Regions from separate parts of the Mus musculus genome. Here region 2 is linked to region 1. The links are chromatin loops, found by intact Hi-C in ENCODE. Cell type or tissue: heart. All regions are shown on one strand. Links, peaks and the distances in the headings refer to the core of each region. The heading gives the core; the rest is flanking DNA.

The links. Hi-C counts contacts between places; a loop is a spot of excess contacts. Peaks named below come from ENCODE experiments on the same cell type or tissue, not always from the same donor. Only the 100,000 strongest peaks of a DNase experiment are listed, where the experiment ranks them.
Region 2: it touches region 1 in a loop (4-fold over the local background); 1 of 42 quality-filtered maps calls a loop at or near these places.

What each region holds. Positions count from the first base shown.
Region 1 is chr2:119,282,506-119,290,505 of GRCm38, reverse strand. Vps18 (VPS18 CORVET/HOPS core subunit) reads right to left here and starts at 1,764. Exons shown (of 5, transcript NM_172269.3): 1 at 1,376-1,764; 2 at 212-353. The coding sequence starts at 1,466. It also overlaps the pseudogene Gm14175. In heart, for the core only: a CTCF peak has its summit at 1,904; DNase peaks (open chromatin) are centred at 1,355 and 1,835; H3K4me3 peaks cover 2,039 bases; H3K27ac peaks cover 1,438 bases.
Region 2 is chr2:119,150,961-119,157,104 of GRCm38, reverse strand. It overlaps Rmdn3 (regulator of microtubule dynamics 3), which reads left to right and starts at 71. Exons shown (of 13, transcript NM_001033136.3): 1 at 71-198; 2 at 554-747; 3 at 3,023-3,215; 4 at 3,586-3,729. The coding sequence starts at 561. In heart, for the core only: no CTCF peak of the experiment used is centred there; no DNase peak of the experiment used is centred there; H3K4me3 peaks cover 376 bases.

The sequences.
Region 1 (8,000 bases), core at 1-4,000:
GCTGAGAGCACCTTTCCCCCTGTTGAAAGACCAGAATGATTAGCTGACTCGTTCAACAGCATGGGTGGAATCTGAACATAGTTCTCTCTGATCTTCAGCCACCACACTGGTTCTCTTTGGGAAGGAATAGTGCATCTCCTGAAAAGCTATTGTGTCATTTGCTAAGTATGGAAAAAGACCCTAGTCAGCTAAAAGTCTCCAAAGATACTACCGGAGCAGTGTATCCTTGCCCAGGCTCATGCAGAGCTGATTGCAGGAGACCACGAGGCTAGTGATCCGCTCCGAGGGGGTGAAGTCAACCCGCTGCTTGGTGAAGATGGGCACCTCCTTCTCCAGGTGGGCACTTACATACCCTATAGGTGGGGAAGACAAGAGAAAAAGGCGTCCAGAGGGGGGTGAGGCACCCAGAAACCCAGAGAAACCCCAGTGTTAGCTGATACTTCTGCTTCCCAAGTATATTCCTACCCACAGGGTCTTGGTTCATAAAGAGTTCAACATGAAATAGTTTTCTGGTTGTCTTTATTGGAAGGGTCCTGGGCTCTTCCCACACTTGTGACAGTAGTAAGGGATTGGTTCTCTGTGCCTGAGATGAGGTTGTATCATGATATGCACGTTCCCAGTGGTAACGGGGGTGGGGGGAGACAGTACAGGGAGGATGGTTTTGGCATTCTCCCTTATGGTCTTTGGCCAAGAGAAACTAAAGTCCCTTCCTTGCTGTCCACACAGTATGGTTCAGTGAGTCTCCATTGTATGTAGAGAGTTCTGGGAACCCAGTCCTATCAGTCCAGTTCATAGGCTACAGTTGCTTTCTCGATAGTCCGCTGCAATATCATCATAGTGTGGGTAACCCTGCGCTGCTCTCCTACACTCTAAACTGCAGCCAGCTTTACCCCGGGACAATCATCTCCATTGTTCCTGTTCAGTAACAAAATTCCCTTTTGGATCGACCCTCCTTCACTTATAACATTCACGTTCCACCAAGTTCAGTGCTCATTCTGCCTCCTCTGCTACCTCAAGATGAAGTCTGGTGGGAACGAACACATACACAGACTCCAAAAGCTTTAAAAAAAATCCATAGAACAAGACACAGAAGCCTGGAACCTATATTCAGTTCTCCCAACTGCAGCCTATAGACAAAAGTAACAAGTACTTCCTTATCTGAGCCCAAGTTCCCTCTTTTGAAGGACCTTTGAGTTAAGGCCTAGATCACGAGGCTGTTCCTGTGGCTCTTTCAAACTTCGACCAATGACAAGCTGGGCAAGACAAGAAAGGCCTGGGGCTTAGATCCTAAACACACGCTGCAAGCTCTAGAGCTTCTCTCCCCCGTAAATGCTACCATAACAGAAAGGGGCAGAGGCGGCCTCTTCTAACTTACCAGAATGGGGGATGCCCACGCTAGGGCAACCAGTCTGCAAGACGGCCGAGCGGGACAATGAGTCCTCGTACTCATCCAGGATGGACGCCATGGCAATCAAGTTCTGGATCTCTGATCTGGGGGCTGGGGGTCACAACTGGGACCCCGGTCGTCCTGGATTTGCAAGTTGTGCTTCCCCAGCGTCTGACAGATCCTGAGAACCTTTTAAAAATTCTGGGGCCCTTTTCGCTTTCTCTGTGAAGGACGAGACGATCGAGGAGCCCCAACTAGTCCATGGCGCAGCTTTGCACCCCAGCTCCAGTCCCAAGAGATTATAGGCTCCCCTTAGCAGATCCCAGGTAATCACAACCTCGCCCAGGCAGCTCAGCTGACTCCCGCCCCCGTGACGCGTGCTTATGACGTGCTTCCGGGTTTTTCAGCCGCGAGTGTTAACTGGAGTCCTGGGCACCTGAGCCTCCACAAGGAGGCGTTGTCGGAGACTCGGCGCGGCGGGGGAGGAGCGCTTGCGGGCCACCCTGCTGCTGCAGTTCCTCATGTTGGCGCTAGGAGGCAGCCCGGGATTTCCCAGCGGCGTCCAGTAACAGGCTTGCGCGGATCCTAGGCTTCCGCAGCTCAGACTTCACTCCCTCAGACTGTCACTGAAAGGCCGGCGGTGCTCCTCCATCTGTCACACTACCTCCTGTTCCTCAATCGAATTGCTGCCTCAGTCCACCTTCACAGGCACAGGCAGAACAGTCTGAGTGTCCCTTCTTTCACCCCAGGGCCCCCTAGCTTCCAGAGGAAGTAGCTGAATGGGTCACAAGTGTGGCTCAGTGGTGCATAAGCACCTTGCCCAGCGGGTATAAGACCTGGATTTTTTTTTTTTTTCCTTACACCGCAAAAAGAAAACCATACAAAATTTAATCTCCAGCAGTGGGAAGGCTGAGGCAGGAGGATTACTAAGGACTGGGCTACAGACCCCCAGAAAACAAAACAGAAAGAAATTGACAACGCAATGGCCAGGTTAAGTAAGCTGCCTCATAGTAGCTCCTTAGTGTAGGGGGAGAGGCAAGGGTCACCGGGAAAACTGAAGCAGGCTACTTCCAGGCACTCTATACGTTGAGTGATGTTGACTGTCCTTGTCTAGCATGTGGGAAGCCTTAGGATCAAGCCCTAGTATCAGAAAAAGAAAAGGGGGTTATATATAGTCTTCAGGAAAGTCACGAGCGAAACCCTATAAGCCGTGTAATGGGGTGGAGAGGAAGCGGGGCTGGCCTTGGGCAGACTGTGGAAGCTATCGTGTGATCCACTGGAGGCTATAACTGGGGATAAGATCTGATGTTGGTACTGGGAAGCAGGTGTTTGAAAAGGACATGAGACCTGAGGCAGAAGACAGGCCTTATGTATCCATCCGGGAGAGAGAGAGCTGGGAAGTGGGAGACCATCTCAGAGGAAGGCACCAGAGACCTAGTGACAGGTTAGGTATGGCAGGCAGATGAAGGAGAGTGTGGGGACAGCTGGAGACCTGGCTGGTGGGAACAGAGGAGGAGCCAAATGAGAGGGGGTGGAGGTCACATGACTGAGCTCAGGGCACTGCTAGGGAACTTACTGGGGAACCCCAGCTTTACCTGTAACCTGCTCCAGGGCAGTCACCAATAACTAACTAGTGAATGTTTATTAGACATTTGCATAAACGAACTCTCTCATGGCTCAGTTTCTACATTTATAAAATGAGAAAAAAAAAATCTCTTAACGGTGTGCGGACAGTCGGATGTTATACAAATCACTGAGTGGTGAGTTTGTGTTTAAATATTACTAGTATTTAATAGCGGATTGTTGACTAAATTAAGATCCAGACCCGAAGAATCAAACCCAGCGCCTCACAGATACTGTGTGAGTGCTACATCGTGGGCTCCATCCTCAGCCTTGGATTTGCTGTTGAATTGAAAAGGTTTAGATTTTAATGAAATTGGAGACTATGGATCTAGCTTACTTGGCAGACAAGAGGGTTTGTTTAGTTTCATAGGATGAGGCCCTCAGCACAGCACAGAACTAGGTATGGTGACTATGGTCCCAGCAGTCAGGAAGTGGGAATAGGAGGGTTAGAATCTCAAGGTCAAAATTATAAAAGAAGCCGGGCAGTGGTGGGGCACGCCTTTAATCCCAGCACTCAGGAGGCAGAGGCAGGTGGATTTCTGAGTTCGAGGCCAGCCTGGTCTACAGAGTCAGTTCCAGGACAGCCAGGGCTACACAGAGAAACCCTGTCTCGGAAAAAAAAAAAAACAATAAATAAATATAGATAATAAATAAATAAATAAATAAATAAATAAATAAATAAATAAATAAAATTATAAGAGAATAAGAGAGAGCAGTGGGGGGGGCATGTTATAGTAGCATACATACTAAAAGATTGAAACAATACAGAGAAGGTTAGCATAGGCCCCTGTGCTTGGAAATTCTTGAAGCATTCAATTTTAAGAAAGAAAAAGAAAAAGGAAGGAAGGAAGAAAGGAAGGAAGGAAGGAAGGAAGAAAGAAAGAAAGAAAGAAAGAAAGAAAGAAAGAAAGAAAGAAAGAAAGAGAGAGAGAAAGAAAGAAAAAGAAAGAGAGAGAGAGAGAGAGAGAGAAAGAAAGAAAGAAAGAAAGAAAGAAAGAAAGAAAGAAAGAAAGAAAGAAAGAAAGAAAGAAAGGTAGGTAAAATTTTTAAAGAGGAAGAAAAAGTTCATCTTTGACTGTAAGAACAAAGTAGAGGCCAGCCTAGGCTGCATGAAGCCTTATTTCAAAACCAGGGAGGGCTGGGGAGATAGCTCCGTGGGTAAAGTGCTTGCTGAGGAAGGAGTCACAGCAGCCACATTAAGGCAGGTATCTGGCAGGGTAAGGTGACACACACCTTTGACCCCAACAGAGTGATTAAAACAACAAAGCAAGCCTCTGAAACCCCAGCACTGCTGTGAGACAAGACAGGTGACTCCCAGCACCGACTGACCAGCCAATCTAACAATGAGGGAGTTCCAGGCCCAGGGAAGAATCTGTTTAAAAATAGAGTTGCCAGGCAGTGGTGGGGCACACCTTTAATCCCACGCAGGCAGATCTCTGTGAGTTCCAGGTCAGCCTGTTCTACAGAGTGAGTTCCAGGACAGCCAGGGAAACCCTGTCATCGAAAAGCAAAAGCAAAATAAATAATTAAAAAAGATTTTTAAAAAATGTAGATTCAGGCACCTCTCCATGAATTCAAGTTCAGTCTGGTTTTCATAGTAAGTTCCAAAGGTCCTGAGTTCAATTCCCAGTAAGCACATGGTGGCTCAAAACCATCTGTAATGGGATCCAATGCCCTCTTCTAGTGTGTCTGAAGACAGCTATAGTGTACTCACATATATTAAATAAACAAACAAATATATAAAACAAGCAAACAAACAGTTCCCTGAGCCTGAAGTGTATAGGTCTGGATTCAAGCCCCAGCACTGACAACAACAAGACTGGGCCCAAATGTCAGACTGTTACCAAGTAGAGGACAAGAGATAACAAAACAACTGATTTGGGGGATCTGGGGAGTGGAGAGATGGCTCAGCGGTTAAGAGCACTGACTGCTCTTCCAGAGGTCCTGAGGTCAATTCCCAGCAACCATATGATGGCTCACAACCATCTGTAATGAGATCTGGTGCCCTTTTCTGGTATGTTTAAAGACAGCTACAGTGTACTTATATACAATAAATAAATCTTTTAAAAATATATATACGCTTTATATATTTTGCTTTTTGGGACAGGGTCTTATGTGTCCCAAGCAGACTTAGAACTCACTATGTGGCCCAGGATAGCCTTGAACTTACCAGGTATCCGTGAAGATGACTTTGAATTCCTGATGCTTCTCCTGAGAACTATGACATAACTCGTACTACCATGTCCAGTTTGTTATTGCTGTTGTTGTTTGAGACCAAGCCTTACTCTGTACCCCCAAAACAAGCCTCATGACCATTCTACTCTCTTGCCTCCTGAATGCTAGGACAGCAGGCCTGAGCTACAAGGCTAATCCTTAGACATTGTTATTATTTTCTTTTTTCTTATATTCAAAATGTGTTTATTGGGAAGGTTCCCACTCATCTTGAGTCAGGGGCTTTCAGTGCTGCTTCCTCCTGAAGGAGCGTCTTTCTGTCAGCCTTGCTTTCCCACCTGTAGGCTGACAGGACAGTGGAGCAGCCAACACACAAGACTACCATTTGTGCATGGCTAGAGACCATGGTGATTTTATAGCATCCTGGGCATTTCACATCTATAAAGTAGGAATTAGGGCTCTGCACCAGGCGATTTTTCTTGCATTTCCTCTTCTCCTCAGTAGAGGGATGAAAGAGATCCTTTTCGAGGCCTGCTCTCTTAGGGAGGTTGTCACCACCAGAAAGGCTAATGTGTAGCCTAGGCTGGCCTCAAACTCACAATCCTCCTGCCTCTGCCTCTTTCAGCAAATCCTACCAGCGTGTACCACCACAACCGGCTATTATTTTCTTAAGTTTACTTTTCCTTCATGCAATTCTTCATCACTTGTTTGTTTGTTTGTTGCTTTAATTTAAACTAGAGGGCTGGTGAGAAGGCTAAGCAAGCAAGAGCACTCTTACAGAAATTGGGTTTGGTTCCTGGCACTAGCATGGTGGTTCACAACTATCTGTAACTCTGGTTCCAGGGGCATCTAAAGTCTGTGCACATACTTTCATCCAGGCAAATACTCATACACATCAAAAGTAAATACATCTAAAAAAGCAATTACATTTATTGATGCCGTGCACACTGGGGTGAATGAGGGCATGTGTCACTGTGCGTGTGGAGGACAGAGGACAACTTGTGGCAGACAGTTCTCTTTCCACTGTGTGGTTCCAGGGACCCAACTCAGGCCATCCAACTTGACATCAAGGCCTTTACCCCCTTCACCCAACAAACCACCTTGGGCCGCAGAATTCCTTTTCATCTGGTTCACAGAAGACAAACCTCTGAAAGTTACTTTACCTGACAAATCTGTTTGATAGTTCTCAGGCAGAGTCTTGACCTCATCTGAGAAAACCAGCTTTGGCCAAGAAGGAGCTGCTGTGAGAGTCTACTCTCGAAGAGTACTCTCTAAACACTTCCAAAAAAAAAAAAAAAAAAAATGAGCTCATCCTACAGTGTCAGGAAATAGGCAGAGTTTTATTTTCTCATTGAAGGGAGAGCCTTGAGACAGGGTCTCATATGAATTGGACTATCCTCAAATTGATTATGTAGCTGATGATCTTGAACTCCTGACCCTCTAGCTTCTTCGTCTAGAGTCCTGGGATTATAGGCCTGAACCTTGCCCAGTGAAGGAGATACTCTCAGTATCCTTTTGCAGATACTTTGAGCATACAATGGCCCAGAATATGCAGCATCTTTTCAAAGGGAAGGAGATGGAATAGAGTGGAGAAATACAGAGCCAGAGCAAGACTGAAACCCAGCAAGGCAAACTCCAAATCCTGTGACTCCCAGTCAAAGGCCTTAGTTGGCTCCACCCTTCTGGCTTTGCTGCCTACAACCTAATTCTCTCTCCTAGGCCAATTCCACTCCCTGTACACAGCTCTCCCTAACAGGCCTCCTTTATCTCTGACATGTCCAGCATCTTGTAGTCTCCAGAACAGTTCAGGGTTTCTCTTCACACCTTCAGGGCCAACACACAGGGACTTCACTGTTACCTGTCTGGCCTCAGCAGCTGTGGAGGAATATCCCACAACCCCCTTTCTCCTTCTTGACTGTAAAGCCAGAACCACGTGAACATTACCGCCACATTCCAATGCAGGTTTCTGAAGGAGCCCAGTCCTGTTGGGATCACATTTCCAGCAGCCTTAATTTGTTGTTGCTTTTTAGGAGCAGAGAAGTCATTAAAACTTTTCTTTTCACAGGCTGGAAGCTTAGCCGGGTAGAATCTGGCTCTGAGGTCATCTGTCCCTATATGTCAATTTCTGCTGATTCTTCAGGCCGTTCCTGGGTCCCCATCTTCTTAGTCACATCACTGGAAATCTAGTCAGACTGACCAAGTTTGTGTGGGAAGAGGGAACCTCAACTGAGAAACTGCTTCCATCAGGTTTGTCTGTAGACATACATGTGCATAGTTGTGCAAACCCTTAATGCCAGCATCTGGGAGTTCCACAACAGTCAGAGCTACACAGTAAGACCTTGTTGGGGGTAGGGTGGGGTGGGGGAAGAAGAAGCAAGCTGGTAAGCCATGGAGGTAGGCCAGTGAGCACTGCCCCTTTGTGGCTTCCATTTCTTCCTTCATACTCCTGCCTCGGGTTTTTGTTATGGGCTCCCATAGTGTTAAACTGTGACCTGGGTGTGTAAGCCCAGCCAAATCCTTTCTTCTTCAAGTTGGTTTTGACCAGTATGTTTATCCAAGCAATAGAAAGCAAACTAGAACTCAGGCCTTCTTTTTATAATGCTACTGGTTTTCAGGCTGGAGATATGTCTCAGTAAAGGGTATAAAAGTGGACCCCAAGGCATGCATCTGTCACTCCAGTGCAGCTGTATGGATAGAGACAAGCCGATCCCTGGAGACCCAGGCCACACAGTGCAGATGGATTAGTGAGTTTCAGGTTCAGGAAGAGTAGATAAATAAATAAATAAATAAATAAATAAATAAATAAATAAAATAAATA
Region 2 (6,144 bases), core at 2,145-6,144, 140 kb after region 1:
TCGCGGCCCCGGTAACCGCACAGCGTCCATTCGCCGATGTAGCCCCGCCCACAGAACCCGGGTGGGAGGCAGAGCCTCGTGCGTCATCTCCACGCGCGTCTCACCGTGCGCGGAGCAGGTGGCGCGGATTAAGGACGTCAAAATCATTGACAGAGTGAAAGCGCGGTGCCTGCTGCTGCCATGGTGGCTGGTGGCTGGGTAAGGGTCTGAGTTGGTCTCCTGCGGGCCCAGCGTGGCTTCGGGGGGCGCCGGAAGGCCGAGAGTGTGCAGCCGGCTGCGAGGTTGTCACGTACAGGGTGTTGGGAGGCCAGGGGCGCGGAAGCCGGACTGCACTGGGCAGGGGCGCGTTGGACCGGCGCTGCTGCCTCTTGGCAGGGCGTCCGTCTGCGCCGGGGGCTGCGGCACCCGCGGGCTGGACCTGGGTGAGCCGGGGGCTGCGGCACCGTCCGGCCGGACCTGGGTGAGGCCGTGGCTAACGGGTTCTGCCTCGGGGGTGGAGGGCCGGCCTCATGACTCTCTCTCGGTTCGCTCCTGTTTCTTACGCGGGCTGCAGGTACACTATGTCTAGACTGGGGGCCCTGGGCGGCTCCCGCGCCGGGTTGGGACTGTTACTTGGTACTGCCGCCGGCCTTGGATTCCTGTGCGTCCTTTACAGCCAGCGATGGAAACGGACCCAGCGCCATGGCCGGAGTCACAGTCTGCCCAACTCCCTGGACTATGCGCAGGCTTCAGAGCGTGGACGCCAGGGTAAGAGCACAGGTCATAACTTACTGATGGCACTGGGGCTCGGGCTGTCTTTCGCAGAGCAGGATGGCGGGGCAGTGGAAAGGCTGAGTTTCACAGTTTTAGGAAAAACTCACCAAAAAGGAAAGCTGTGCCCTTTCCTCCGATTCCAGGAAAGCTTGGTGCAGGACTGTAGCTTTCACTTTTAGTTCTGGTCGCGCCCATGAATGTGTACGGAGGGCATTTGAGAAGTGCTGGGTGAGGGGTGTGTTTGACAGAGGAAGAGTCTGAAAGAAGGAAAAAGAAATAATCTCATTGGAATTAAAAGTTCTGGTGGCGTGAATATATGTATCCAGATATGAAGTCGTGTTTGGAGAGTAATCCAAGTTTGAAAAATCCCTTTTATGAAGAAAGATTCATAGGGATTGTGTAACTTTCTCGAGGTTGTTACAGAGTAAGAGGTAAAGCTGGACCCAGTCGTCTGGTCCAGTGGACTTTCCACAGCACAGGCTGAGAGCACATTCATGCAACTCAAGCCAAATGGTTGAAAGCCAGCAGTGACAGATGAAATGGATTTCGTTTTGTAAAAAGTCTTCAGGTTAAGTCATTTAAGCAGAGCAGCTGGGGCTTTGAATCGCTCCCCTTATTTGGGTGACAGAGGCTCGTGTAGCCCCCCTCGTTCCGTGCTGATTGGAAATGTTTTCTGTGACCACTGCACTCATATATCTTCTGATTCAGTGCTAACTGGGAATGTGAGTTCTGCAAGAGTGTCTGCGCACTTATCACCCTAGGTTGCAGCTGTCAGCGTCTGATAACATAGTGGTAACGTGGCAGGGCCAGTGACCTGGCTTTCTCCTCACTTGTACTTTGCTCATTTGTTATGTTTTAGCAGTTGTCTGGCCTCCCATGAGGATGGGAGAAAGCCTACGCATTCTAGTTATCTTCCTTGGTGTACCCTGGCACTGCTGGCCTAGATTTCCTCTAACGAGGGATGTATGCATGTCTGCTCCATGGGGCCTGCCGTCTTCCATATTGTATATTCTAGTCCAGTTGCTTTAAATGTCTACCAAGTTCCTAATTCATTCACGCTCAGTTCAGGGTGAGAGGATTCAGCTTGGTAACTATTTTCTTACGGAGCTTGGCCAGTTTTTTTCCATGGACCTTTTCTTGGTGACTGTTCATTTTCTTTTTGCTCTGCTCTGATGAGATTAATTATGGCCTCAAGAGAGGCAGTTACTATTCACTCAGAGATCAGGATTTGAACAAACCCAGTTTTTGTTTTACTGGGTAGTTGGTGTTGACTACCTGGTATTTAGCACTATAAGGCCAGAGACTTTTTTTTTCCTTTTTGTATTTTTGAGACAGGGCTTAGGTCATATAGCTTAGGTTAGCCTCGAATACTGTCTAGCTGAAGCTAGTCTTAAACTCCTTACCCTCCTGCCACCACCTCTGAGGCTATCACTCCTGGCCAAAGGTTTTCTTTGACTATAGCAGAGCAGCTGCCCTGCCTTGTAGGTACCACACCCTTGCAGGCATTGTACACTACCTGCTGTGTTCTAAAGGTTCTTCAAGTAGTGTTTCTTTAGAGACTGTGACCTTAGAGGTTGTGTGTGTCTCTGTGTGTGTGTGTGTGTGTGTGTGTGTGTGTACACGTGTAGACACACCAGTATATAAACATTCCACAGCACTTCTGTGTGCAGGAGCTGATTCCTGCCCCCCCCCCCCCCATGTTGGTTTAGGCTTTGAACCTAGGCTGTCAGCCTCAGCAGCGAGTACTTTTACCCACTGAGCCATCTTGTTGGTTCAGATTTTAACGTTTGCTTTCTTTTTTCTGAATAGTGACTTGTCTACGACTTAGCTGTGAAATGTATGCTCCCAGAGGCTCAAATTCTTTTCTGTGAATTGAACTCCAGGAGAAGGAAATGGCCCAGCTCATGTCTCATGCCTTTAAACCCTACATAGTTCCCAGACGGCTGGAGTTACATAGACCCTGTCTCAAAAAACAAAAACCAAAACCAACAACAACAAAAAACCAAGAGGGCTGGACAGATGGCTCAGTGGTTAGGAGTACTAAATTCTCTTTCAGAGGACCTGGGTCCAATCCCAGCCCCCACATGGCAGCTCACAACTGTCTGTAACCAGGGGATCCGACTCCCTCATCCATGCGAGCAAAACACCAATGTACATAAAAACAAACAAACAGAACAACAGAAGCAAGTGCTCTAGAAGTCTAGATTTGAACGGTTTTGTTTCTTTCCCTCACTATATCTCATGGGTATCTCTGTTCGCCTTGCTTCAGTGACACAGTTTCGGGCTATCCCAGGTGAAGCTGGAGATGCTGCCATACTGCCCAGCCTCTCACAGGAAGGGCAGGAGAAGGTGCTGGACCGCCTGGACTTTGTGCTGACCAGTCTTATGGCGCTGCGGCGCGAGGTGGAGGAGCTTCAGAGAAGCCTGCAAGGACTAGCTGGGGAGATTGTTGGGGAGGTCCGGTGAGTGGCTGGGTCTCTTGCTTGACTTTTCCTATGGCTTTTCAGCTAGGATGTGTTCTGCTCTGCTCTTTGTGGTTCTAAACAAGCCCATCCTATAGCTGCTGACCCAGGGTGGAGGAGGCTGCGCGTCTGGTTCCTTCCTTTCCCTAATCGCGTTGCTCCTGCTGTGCCCTTTGGCCTATTGAAGCAGCCCAACCTCGATTCTTCCCAGTTTAGTCTGCCAGGAGGTAGCCTGAAGCGCTGTCCTTAGTCTCCTGAGAGCAAAGACTCAGAATCTTCTCCTTTCTTGATGCTTTAATGAGGGAGGAAGGAGGAAGAGACAGGCTGTGTGAGTCCTAATGTGCACTCTGGGGTGGTGCCTGTTTTCCAGCTCTCATATAGAAGAGAACCAGAGAGTGGCCCGGCGGCGCAGGTTCCCTTTTGCCAGAGAGAGGAGTGACTCCACGGGCTCCAGCTCTGTCTACTTCACCGCCTCCTCAGGGGCTGCACTCACAGACGCCGAGAGCGAGGGAGGGTGAGTAGTCTCTCCTGGAGGGCGTGTGCGTCCAGCGACATTGTACTTGTCAAAACACTATCTATCAACATCCAAAACACGGTGCCGTCAATCCTTTTTGAAAAGTTGGGGTATGAGTGAACAGAAAGAGCTTCCTGGTGTGTGTCATCCAGATGTAACATGGGGATGTTAGTGGTGGCTCTGTGTACATCTGTTAGTTTTATGAGGTGACTTTTTAAATATTGTTTTAAAAACTACATTTTATTTTATGTGTATATTTTGCCTGTGTGTATTTAAGTGCACTGCTTGTGTGCCTGGCGCCTGCAGAGTCCAGAAAAGGGCACCAGGTCCCCGAGAACCATAGTTACAGATTGTTGTAAACAGCCATGTGTGTTCTGGGGACTGAACTTGGGTCCTCTGCAAGAGCAGCACGTGCTCTCCCACGCTAAGCCATCTCTTCAGCCTAGGGGCTCTTCTTTTCACTCCATTTTTTAAAAAGATTTATTTGTTGTATTTATATGAGTACACTGTAGCTGTCTTCAGACATACCAGGAAAGGGCACCAGATCTCATTAAAATGGTTGTAAGCCACCATGTGGTTGCTGGGAATTGAACTCAGGACCTCTGGAAGAGCAGGCAGTGCTCTTAACCACCGAGCCATCTCTCCAGCCCTTCACGCCATTTTTAAGGGCATTTTTCCGTGCCATCACAAGCGTTGTCTTAGAGCTCCGCTTCCTTCCTTGGTGGCTGAGCAGGGTGTGCCCGACCTGGAGGCCTGTCCTGTGCTCCCTGCAGGGTGCACCGACCTGGAGGCCTGTTTTGGGCTCCCTTTCCCCAGGCACCGCTCTCCTCTCGGTGTGTCTGGCCTGCTTGCTCTGGCATCTGGACACCGGGGAGGTGACTCTCAAGTGCTCAGCAGATCTGATAAGAGGATTTCCTGTGAAGTAGGACAGCGGCAAGCAGAACAGGATCTTCCAACTTTGGTCAGGGCTTTTTACTTTTAAGCCACAGCTCCATTCTGAAGCTATGGTCTCAAGGACAGTCTGATGTCACTGGTGGCAGCTGCTATGTATGTGGTGCTGGTGCCAGTCATCCAGCAGGTCCACTGGGTGACCTCTGCTGACCTTTGTTTCTCCTTAGGGAATAGACACGTGAGAGAGTAGTGGAGGTGTTGGGTCCAAGTGGCTGAGTTAACCAGAGCGTGCCTATGGCAGCTACCAGTTACACTCTTGAACACTTGTAACACTAGCTACCGTTTATTTTTTTGCTTCCTCAGATAGTGTGCTAAGCGCCTTAGTGGTATTTTCTTACTTCATCCTCATGGTAATTCTGTGGCCCAGGTTCTACTCTTCTGTTTCTCAGATGGAGAGCTTGAGCTTTGTCACTCAGAGCAGTGTTATACAACGTCCAGGCTCAGACTTAGCCCGGCTTCTGTAAATCTCCTCTGTCCTAACAAGCTGGCTTATCTGTGATCTGAGGAGTGGCACACAGGGCTTCCATAGGCACATATGTGACCAGATGCACCAGCTCCCTGCCCGTGAAAGGCCTGAATGCAGTAGTCATTTGGCTGTGTTTAGGGGACTGTTGTTTTCTCCTGCTTTGTCCTGTTTTTCTCTTCATGTTGGGGATCAACCCCAGACCCTCCCGTATGCTAAGCAAGTGCTCTGCCATGGGGTTCCATCCCCAGCCCTTCATTTGGCTTTCCTACAAAAATTAAGAATACATTTACTGTCCCTTTTCATGTCCCTGCCATTGATCTTTAATGGAAAAAAAAATTTCCCCTGAGTTAGGGTTTCTCAATGTAGCCTTGGCTATTCTGGAACTCAAACTGTACCCCAGGATAGCCCCTGAGATCCACCTGTCTCTGCCTCCCGAGTCAAGATGTGAGCCAGCACTGCTTGGCCTTCTGGCAGCTTTGATTTCTGTTTAGGTGTCTCTTGAAATAAGTGAAGTAGTTATTTGTTGGTGCCAAGGATTGAACTCAGGGCTTCACATATGCTATGCCCAGGCTGTTAATGAGTACCCAGCCCAAACCAGCGGAATCTGGCTATGGACCTCCAGACAAATTACTACTGTCTGGGTGTCTGATTTCTAGTTGTGTATTTGATGGATAGTAGAACTAGATTTGTTTTTTGTTTTTTTGTTTTTCCAGACAGGATCTTATTATGTAGTCCTAGCTGTCCTGGAACTCACTCTATAGAGTAGACTGACCTCAAACTCACAGAGATCCTCCTGTTTCTTCCTCCTGAGTGCTGAGATAGAACTAGTCTTTTCAGTTTACCTAACAGTGCTCTGCCAGGAGCTTCCTTAACTCATGTTAGAGGAGGGGACCAAAATGACACATTTGGGATGCAAAGAAAGACTGATAGTGCTGGGACTAAGGTCATGCTTGCGAAGCCTGAGGAACTCGGTCACACTGGGACTAAGGTCATGCTTA